2 separate regions of the Homo sapiens genome follow, and region 1 is linked to region 2. A link is a contact called in ENCODE Hi-C or POLR2A ChIA-PET data. All regions are on one chromosome and are shown on one strand. The core of a region is the stretch at or near the end of the contact, and the rest is flanking DNA. Distances in the headings are between cores, read along the strand shown.

Evidence for each region. A loop is a pair of places that touch in the nucleus more often than their neighbours do. ChIA-PET counts read pairs that join two places held with the same protein, here RNA polymerase II (POLR2A). Pooled maps may share reads with other maps.
Region 1: a pooled map shows a loop between it and region 2 (2.8-fold over the local background). The contact joins the enhancer-like site here to the promoter of LINC02538 in region 2. A Hi-C loop is called at or near these places in 3 of 50 pooled maps. POLR2A ChIA-PET finds 5 or more read pairs at or near these places in 2 of 52 experiments (HepG2 and WTC11).

The regions. Positions count from the first base shown.
Region 1 is chr6:167,846,554-167,851,544 of GRCh38, reverse strand. The region is part of intron 1 of AFDN (afadin, adherens junction formation factor); the gene reads right to left. Among named protein-coding and RNA genes, the nearest start is that of AFDN, 22 kb to the right of the region's middle. Within about 2 kb of position 1,509, at least 11 of the 41 ENCODE cell types and tissues checked have a DNase peak (open chromatin) inside an H3K27ac peak, as active enhancers do.
Region 2 is chr6:167,677,526-167,682,775 of GRCh38, reverse strand. LINC02538 (long intergenic non-protein coding RNA 2538) reads left to right here and starts at 3,553. Exons shown (of 3, transcript NR_117091.1): 1 at 3,553-3,864; 2 at 4,577-4,716. LOC124901465 (a long non-coding RNA gene) reads right to left here and starts at 4,544. Exons shown (of 2, transcript XR_007059883.1): 1 at 4,171-4,544. LINC02487 (long intergenic non-protein coding RNA 2487) reads left to right here. Exons shown (of 7, transcript NR_117092.2): 6 at 329-443; 7 at 839-2,085.

The DNA of each region.
Region 1 (4,991 bases), core at 260-2,759, 170 kb before region 2:
ATATTACTTCCTGTCTACAAATTCTCAACTGCCTACACTTACACAAGAACTAGTTGAAAAGGTGGGTGTGCATAGAGGCGAACAACACATTGGGACCCACTGGAGGGTGGAGGGTGGAAGAAGAAATAAGATCAGAAAAAAATATCTAATGGATACTAGGCTTAATACCTGGTTGATAAAATAATCAGTACAACAAACTCCTATGATATACATTTACCTAGGTAACAAACCTGCATACCCTGCAGATGTCCCCTGACCCTAAAAGTTAAAAAAAGAAAGGTGTGTGTTTGTGTTTATGTGTATGTGTATAAAAAACCTATCTCTAGCAAAACTAAATACAAAAGCAAAAAATAACAGAGTATATATTAAAGATCTGTATATATGACGTGAAAAATGAAAACCATCAAACTTTGTAGAAAAAATAGAATGGCACTATACATATTTCAAATTCTATTGTTGAAATTAGCTGGGCATGGTGGTGGGTGCCTGTAACCCCAGCAGGAGGTTGAGGCAGGAGAATCGCTTGAATGCAGGAGGCAGGAGAATCGCCTGAATGCAGGAGGCAGAAGAATCGCTTGCAGGAGGCAGAGGTTGCAATGAGCCGAGATCGGCTCCAGCTATGGGCAACAGAGCAAGACTTTGTCACACACACACACACACACAATAAAAAATTATATTGTTGAAATACAATTTCTGAGAGTTGAAATCATTTCCAGTGATATAACTGATCTACCCAAATCAACCTATACACAAAATTATAAAATGTTTTGGTGTCTACAGAAAATAACCATGTTCTTAAATTCAGCCTCAAAATTATAATACTGAAAGAAAACCCAAGAAAATGTTTTATAATCTTCATCTTGAATCTGCAACTAAGATTCTTCTTTAAGTATGTGAAATAATAAGAAGGTTCTAAATTTGAACGATGAAGATAATGTACCATACAAATTATATACATGAACATTGGTAGATCAGCATTTACTTGGATTTACAGTGAGTTTCACATTAAAGTAAACACTCAAACTATAGCAAATGATTCAAAGAAACTTCCTATAATCAAAGTGCTTCCATCTATCTTTTTATAGTACACTAAAAATTGAATTCACAGCACTCAACCTACTCCAATTAAGAAAAAAAAACTTAAAGCAACTTACCTAAACCTAAAATATCTTCAAAGTACTGCATTAGGAAACAAACACAAGCACATTTTAAAACACAGGCAGTTTTTTCAAGCCTCCACTATCTTAAGACCTTTCACATTTCACACAAAACACATCCATGAGCGAGAGGGGGGTTGGGACAGAGGTGAAAAGAACAAATGAGAAAGAAAATAATTTTGAGGTAGAGTAACATGACTATTACTGCCTTATAACTGGAATTTTACAAACTAAAACAATGTGTTGTTCTGGTTCAAGTATTTGACATTCTCTCCCTGGTATCATGAGTGATCTTGAACTGCATATTTGGTGCCAACCGGTACCTCCTGCCTACCCTTCCAGTTTCACTCTTTGCATTACCAAATGACTACAGCAGATTGGAATGTCACTTAGTACCAGGCATGAGAAAAACAAAAAGGTAAGCTGTGTAAATCAGCACACGGACTTCTGAAAGGAGGTCAAGCTGTTTAGGAGGATTCTTATCAGTAGTAACTTACAAAAGGAACCTAGAACCTCGACAGGAAAAGTGACACTAATGAAACCAGCTCACTGTTCAATTAAGTTTTCTTAATTAATTCTCTTTGCAAAACAGAATCATGGTGAAAAGAACCAATCAGTGAAGTAGATTCTCATTTAATTTTATGGAAACACTCTGTTCACTAGAATAATACTCTTAACTCCTGTTTTTGAGAATCTTCTATACTGTTAAATAAATATCCTAGGCTAACACATACACATATAGATTTCTAAAAAGTACATTCTGAAACAAATTCTTTAGGTAAGTAATGGAATACACAATAGGCATGAACTCAAAGACAGGGATACAGAATATGATAAGAATATGGTAAGATGTGTAAAGTTCCATGAAACAAAAACCTCAAAATCACTGATTGGGTTTTTATAACATTACACTGTTCAAAAAAATCTCATATAAGGATACTTTTGAAGAAGGTACTATCATTTCTAGCTATAATTGAACACAAAATAAGAAACGGCAACAAACAAGAATGCAGAGTCAACCTAGAACATACAATACTAAACCTAAACATGTTGCTGGAAATCTCTCCCCCCCCACAAGTTACATTACATGATACAAAGATAAACATATAAAATCAAGGGAAAGAAAAAACCCACAAATACTAATGATGACAATGCACTACAAATAACAACAGTATAAATGCCTGCCTTATGCTAAACATTGTGCTAATAAGTACTTTTTATGCGTTATCTACTCCAATTTTCACAACAACCCCATAAGGTAGGTATTATTACTGTTCCTGTCTTACAGATGAAGAAACGGGGCCTAAGGAAGATCAAGTAAGTGGACCATGTTCACAGAGCTAATACCAGTGGGCCAGAATTCATACTCTGGCAATTTTGAAACAAGTCACTTTCAACCACTATGCGGCACTGCGTCTCATCCTGCTGTATAAAAATAAGGGTGGAAAACACCCAGTTCCAGCAGTATGGCAGACTAAACAATCAGTAATCATTGTACTATACAATAATACAAAATGAACATTCTGTTTAATACACAGCTGAGTCTGTAAAAAAGAGAAATCCAATTAAAGGGAAGTAAAGGCTAGATGAACATATGAAAACATGCTCACCGACGGAAATCAGGGTAACAAATTGAAATTATTATTTCAAATACTTTAGAGCATATCAACAAATCTGAATATATTGAGGAGGGTGAAGACTGAAGTTTGGAATATAAATTGGTAGAACCATTTCCAAGATCAATTTTGCAGGACCTAAAAAATCTGAATCTAAATATTCCACTTCTAGGTATTCATCCTAAAAATTTTACATCAGTACAGAAGAAAACATGGACAAGACTGTTCATTAAATCCACATTTGTAACTGTGGAAAAGTATATACAATTTATTAATCTCTGGATAGGGACAGAGATAGAATACGGACAACAGAATAATGCAAAGCTGTTAAATAAACTATATCTACTCATATGAAGTTTCACGTCAGTAGTTTTCTTGGGGGAGGCAGAAAGGGAGAAAGAAAACCCTTTCGCTATGTCTGTAACTCTTAATTCCTTAAACTTTCTGGACACTATTTAACTAAAAGAAATGTAAATAATAGTAATATATCCTTTGCTGATGTGGGAATCAAATGAAATAAGAGACTGGTTGTAATGCCTGAATCACTGCTAGGCATGGAACATGTTGTCAAAGAAATGTGACCATGATAGTTACGAATAAACTCAAGCCAAGGTATTCAAAAAGCTTGCCATTTAGGGAGGAGCTCCTGTTTCACCAAAGTGCTACCCCCACAGTTTCACATAGGGTAAATCAACAAAGACTTCTAGGATACTTGAGCAAAGCCTAATTGTAGGGAAAGAACATTCTAAGCCCAGGGAACAAGTACTAAGATCCCAGGCAGAATCCTGGTTGGCATAACTGACAAATAGCAAGCAGGCCCCTTGTGGCTATAGCAGAATGAGAAAGTGAAAAAACGGTATTAGGAATAAGGTTTGTAGGTCAAGGTACACTGAGTGATTAAAAAAAAATTGGGGAGTCTGAATAGAAACATTACATTATTTAACTTAAGGTTTAGAAGTGTATGTCTGTGTAGGAAACAGACTGTAAGGGGGCAAAGGCAGACAAGGGAAATAAATTAAGACTAAGTAAGAGGTTACTGGAACAACCCAGGTGGGAGATATGAAGTTAGCCTGGATTAATTCAGTAGTAAGAAGCAAAGATGGTGAAAAGTGGTTAAATTATAAAAATATTTTGAAAGTAGAGCTGACAGAATCTGCTGCTAAGATTAGATATGATCATGGTCTGAGAGGAAGAAAGGAATCCAGAAGAATGCCAGGCTGTGGACATTAGCAATTGGTAAAGTGAGCTGCTGTTCACTAAGACTTAGGAGAGGGCTGAAGAAGAAGCAGATGAGAGTGCGGTGCCGATGAGAGTGCAGTGGTGGGAAATCAGAGTTTAGTTTTGGACAGGCTCACTTTGAGATGCCTAGAGTGCACCTAAATAGAGATATGAGGGACTGGCTATATGGGGCTGAAGTTCAGAACAAGGGCCAAACTTAGAGATGTAAATTTGGAATATATTAGCACTTAAAACCACAAAAATGAAATATTTCACCTAGGGAATAAGTGGAGAAAAGAGTGTGTATTGGGATCAGACCCTGAGGTCTGGGCAACAGGCCAGTCCTGAAGACCAAGTGAAGGAAGAATTTGATGGAAGATGTGATCAACTGCTGCTGCATCAGAAGATAAACGACTGGATGTGTCAGCATGAAAGTCTTTAATGACTTTGAGGAGAGTGGTTTTCGTGAAGTTAAAAGCTGCTCCCACTTACGGTAAAAAAGCAAATGAAAAGCGTTCTAAAATTTAACTTTCAGCTTTAAAATTAAACAAACTGACAGAGTATAGACATACCTCACTATTTTTTTATTGTACAGATGACAGGTTTGCATCAATCAAATAACTAAACTGGCAAAACAATAATACAATTATTGAATGTCTTAACGCAGATTCAGTTGACGAATTATATTAAACAATATTTGATTTCTACTAACTCAGAGTTTTAATTATGACTTTTCTAATAGATTAACTCCCCTGAAAATGCCATTTCCTAGACATCCTATACTCCTCCCCCAAATCTCATAGAAGATTCTCTAAGATACATTGAAAAAAAAAAAAAAAACAACTTGGTTTTTTTTTTAAATATTATACTTTTTTCAATCTTCAATTATTTTCTTTACTGTGATGTTTGTGGAAATAAACTGAAAAAAAAAGCCATTTCATAAATATACATCACAACAAATAAAAAGTTAATGAGAAGTTTTAAGTAATCAGACAACCTT
Region 2 (5,250 bases), core at 2,304-4,803:
AGTTCTAGCTACTTTGGAGGCCAAGGTGGGAGAACTGCTTGAGCCCAGGAGGTCAAGGTGACAGCGAACTGAGATTGTGCCACTGCATTCCAGCCTGGGCAAGAGAGTGAGACCGTGTCCCCCCCGACTCAAAAAAAAAAAAAAAAAGAATGTGACATTACACCTCATAATTGGATTGTGGATAATTTCCTTATCTCAAAACAAAATGATGGCAGGAAAATTGCCGAGCTTATTTCTCTTTGATCTGTGGCACTGGCTGGATGGTAGAAGCAGAATGCCACCCTCCATTTAGCTGATGACGATGACCCACATCTCCTTGCCTTCCCAGCAGCTCTCGGTGGGGTCTCTGTTGGGAATGCCTGCTGAGACGGGACCAAGGACGGCTGCAGGATGTGGTGTCTGTGCTCAGCGTCACCTCCTCCCAGGCTCCTGGGAAGCACCTGGTAAGAAAGCCCTTCTGGCCATCGGCCCCAGGGATCAGGAAGACGGCGGCCAGGCTCCCAGCCACAGTGTGGCTCTGTGTATCTCGCGCTGTCCGTTGTTGAGTTAGTTCACAAAACACAGGCACCCTGAGCACAGCTGTGCCTTCTGGACCTGATCCCCTATCTTTGCATGTGGGAAATCCAGGATCCTCCCAGATATTTCTGAGGATATCCATGTTTTGGGGGTGATGGTGAGGGCGGGGAAAGAGGAGACTCATGTTTTTCCAGATGCTTCCTGCCCCAAACTCCAGCTTCCATGAACTTCTGCATCCCTGGTTCTCTGGGCATGACTGTCTTCACCTTTATGGTTCACTCTGTGTCACTGGTGGGCTTTGCTCTGCTTCCTCCTCCCCCAGAGCATCTCCTGACAAAGCCACCATGAGCAAGACCCTCAGAGAAGGTATGAAGATGAGAGGCTGGTGTGAAGAGGCTGCTGTGAAGCAACTATATAGCATCGGGCAGGACATAAGGGGAAATTGTTGCTTTCATGTTCCTTTACCCCCACAGTTTGGATTTCTGCCACAAGGATCACTGTGGTCTTCCTCCCTGGGGCTCACTCCACCTACCCCACACCTCCCACCTCCCCCGTCCTCTCTTGGGGGACTTCCTGAGTTCTCGACAGAGCAGTTTCACTGTCTTCTCTCCACGCTTCCTGGACTGGCCCGCCCATTTTTTTCTATGACCCAGAATTCCTTCCCAAATAAGAGCGTCATATTCCTTGAGCCCCTTCACTAGAAGCAAGGAGATGGGCAGGCGTTGAACTGCGGCTTTTCTCTAGACTCTTCCCTAATCCCTAGGTTCCCCCAACTATTTAGTCTAGAGCAAGCCCAGGAACAGTGATTTTTTTTTTTTAACCTGCCATTTCTGTTATTCAAGCTGTTTTAGTCAGTTCAGGCTGCTGTAACAAAAATGCAATGGCCTGGGTGGTTTTAACAACAGAAATGGATTTCTCACAGTTCTTGTGAGGCTGGGACGCAGGAACCCCCACATCCAAGTGCCAGGCAGTTCCGTGGCTGGGAGGGCTCCAGACTGGTGTGTGGATGGCACCTTCTGCTGTGTCCTCACATGGCTGAGAGATGGGTCATCTCTGTTCTTATCAGGGCACTAATCCCATTCACAAGGCCCCCCATGACCTAATCACCTCCTAAATGCCCCGCTTCCTAATACCAGCACCTTGGAAAATAGGGCTTCAAGATACAAATTTTGGGGGACTCAAACATTCCATCCATAGCACCCGCTCATGTGCTGTGATGTCCAGTGAGCAGGCGGAGTTCCAGGGCTGGTCAGTGCCAGGTGCTCCTTCTCCCACCCGAGAACAGGGGCCAGGTTGCTCCTCAGGCACCCTGGGCAACTGCCCCTTCCCTTCCAGTGGGGCCTGACCTGGCTACCGAGCTTGGCAGCTAATAGGCGGGCCCCTCAGCATTCACGCTCCTGAGCTGCTTTATCAAACTAGGATTGTTCCCCCAGGTCTAAGAAAACCATCCATTCACTGCAAAGTTATTTATTACTGCGGATGGGCTAGGAGTTAGAGGAAGAGAGTGACTCAAATCACAACACCTCCTGGACGAAGCTGGAAGGGATTAAAATACGGCCTAATTTCTCCCTTGCTGTGTGAAGCGTGTGGTTCTCCTAGAACATCAGCCCGACTGTCGCTGGGTAGCGGCGGTACTGTTCATTCTGCATTAGCTTTGTCCAGATTGTTCAGTGTGGGTCCCTGCCTACAGATCTTGATTCCTTGAGATTGCCCTTTGTGCTTCTGTCTGGGGACTGCCTGTTTCTGTAATGGCCACCGTCTCAGAACACATGGTTGTAGGCCTCAGCATTTGCCTTACACACAGCCCCCTTGGAGACAAACCGTGTCTGTGTCCCTCAGAAGGCCCTGACTTTCAGGGCACACTCCAGCCTGACTTTGGCACTCTGCTAGACACATCCGAAACGCTGGTTCTCGTGTTGAAGTCTGTTATGGATATGTAGGGTAAGGCAGGGAAACTGGAGCGCCTGCATACCCTTGACTTCCTCCATTTGGAAAAGATAACCCTGAGACATGGTGGAGGAGAAGGGGCCCTGACCTGTCAGCTACATCTGGATGTAACTCCCCTGATGAAGAAAGTGCCAGAGGCAGCAAAGCAGCCCTTATAGGGTATTTTGTGCTCCCCCAACAGAGGAAGAGGAGCTTAGGGTCTCCAGGGAGAATGTCTGGTTGTGAAGAGCCGCCAGGACCTGGAGCTGCACGGTTGCTCAGTGTGCATTTCACTTGGTCAGCCCCTACGCTGGAGAGTGCTTGCATCCGAACCTTCAGTGCCTGGATAGACACTGAGCTGAGCGAACGGTATGCTGGAAAATGAAGCGTGCAAGTGACAAAGTGCTCAACTTAGACTCTGGGCAAAATTCTCACAAAGGGCTTTCTAATCCTCACTTAATGGAAGAGTGGAGCAATTTCCAGCAGAAGTTGTGGCTTGCTTCACCAGGTCTGCTCAGGTCAGCGGGGTGAGCCTACGGCCAGGATGGGTGGTAATTAATATTGGAATACTTGGCCAGTCTGCAGACCTCAGACCACAAAAAACCCTCCATCCTCAAGCAGTCTCTTCTTTATGCCTCGCAAGGGGAAGATAATTAAAGACTGTGGTAACGGGTTAATTTATAGGAAAATAATGTAGCATACTCAACTATCTATACTTTTTCTATTGCTAAATTTAATATACATCCATTTCTATTGATTATCAGAGGGGTCTAGACTCCCGGCCAAGAGTTGCGAAACCAGTCATTATCCCGCAGGCACCTTCCTGCTTTATTTCAGAACATTCAGTCATTCATTCAAAACAACCCAAAGCATCTGCATTCACAGAGCTGCCCTAACAGATGAGTTTTTCTTCATCTCCCAAGGTAATGATATAAAAAAAGTGTCAGCCATGGGATTTTCAGTGGGAAACGGGAAACCCAAGGCATGGTGCATTCAATGGAAAAATTCCTCAAGCTCGTGACCTGCATAAATCTCCAAATCCTTTTCAACATCATCCTGTTTAGTGTTCGGCATGAGGGTGCCTGCAGAGGAGGTGAATCCCTGCGTTTTCTATTCTTTTTTTCTTCCGACTGGTGTGGATCCCAGACAATTTCAGGGTCCTGCAGGGTTTGAGACCCTCTGTGAACACTGACCCGGGACCCCGTTTTGCCCATGGGAAGTTGAAGCCAGCGCAGCCCCCGGCCAGGGGCACTGTCTCCTCGGCCCCGGGATGCTGGACGGAGGGGACAACGTGCAGGGGCAGCTGCTGCTGGGCTGTGGACCTCCCGGAACCGGAGGAGCCCGGGAGGGGCTGGCCCAGCAGTGAGGGCTCCGATGCGCCTCAATTCATATGCTAAGGAGCCCTGGATTCGGCTTTAATTGGTGAGAGGAGAAAGTGGTGCAGCTGCCTGGGGCCGCGCTGTGGGAGCCAGGGCAGGAGGAGCTGTTTGAAAATAATCCCCGCGGGGACACGCAGCACCAACTCGGGCTTCAGTCCCTGGAAAGCGGCCGGGGGCGGGGCGGGAGGCCGGGATGCGGCGGAGAGCGACTGGCAGGGAAAGCGTGAGGTCACGGTGGCCACCGCACCGGCTCCAAGCAGCAGGGGCCCAGGGCTGAGCCCTGATTTCCACACCGGCCCCTGGATGAGCCTCAGTGTTTCACTCTGGCAATGGAAATAAGAATACCTACCTCACCCCATCGTTGGAATAAATGCAATAATGCAAAGGGAGGTCTTAGCACAGACGCGGGGCAGGCGCTCAACGCCTGGTGCCCACCGGCGCTGCGTCCTGGACGTGTCCAGCGAAGCCCGTGTGAGGCTATGACGGGAACGGAGGAGCTGGCGCGGCGCCTCACTGCTCCCCAGAGCCTTGCAGCGTCTCCCAGCCCAGGCTTTGCCCCACCACGGCTCCCATGGCTGCCGGAGGGAACCTCAAAGGCGGTTAGAATGCGCCGGGTAAATGCGCAGCTTTTCTTCTGGAGCCTCCACGAGAAAGAAATGGAGAGTTTTTTCCTGGGGCTGCTTGTGGTGCAAGTCCCGCTTGGGTGCAGGGCGAGCGGCTTCCGAGGAATTCACTGTCTCCTTCTCTCTTTCTAGCCGGAGTGGGAGGTGACCCCAGGGGCCCAAGCTGGGGGCGTGGCTGGGAAATGCACAGAAAGAGACTTCGACGGGGGTGGCTATGGTTTGTGCTGTGCTGTGCACACGTCTGGCTGATAGAAATCTATGTCTATAAACAGGTAACACAATTTGGTTTATCAAACCCATAATAAGCAGATTTTCTGACTTGCATAAGAATTTCTCTGTAATCTTTGCTTTAAAGTCCGTTGAATGCCATAGAAAAAGTTGCATTTGATGAGGCTTCAGGAAAGAAAAGGTAACAAACTATTCTAAGAGATGAGGATAGTGCCTGAGTGGGGCCCAGGACAGACAGGGGGTCCTCACCTCTTGCTGCTGGGGTTGGCTGCAGGGCTTTGCCTCAGTCTGATTTTTTGCAGCATCTACACAGTTTAAATACTTGGAAAAATCCTCTTTGTGAGTGTATTAAGTCACAGCCTACCAATGTGACAAATGACATCTAAATGCAATTTACAAATCCTAAGTTCCAGGTAGAAGAGAACGTGGTAGGTCCACGTCTTCATTTTCCCATACCTTTAGTCCGTCGAGACTCCGCTTAGCCAGCTCTGGCCATCCCTTTATCCTCCTAGGAACAGAATCTTACATGCAGTATTTTTACTGGTACGTAAAAAATTTAAGGCTGCACTAAGCAGGCG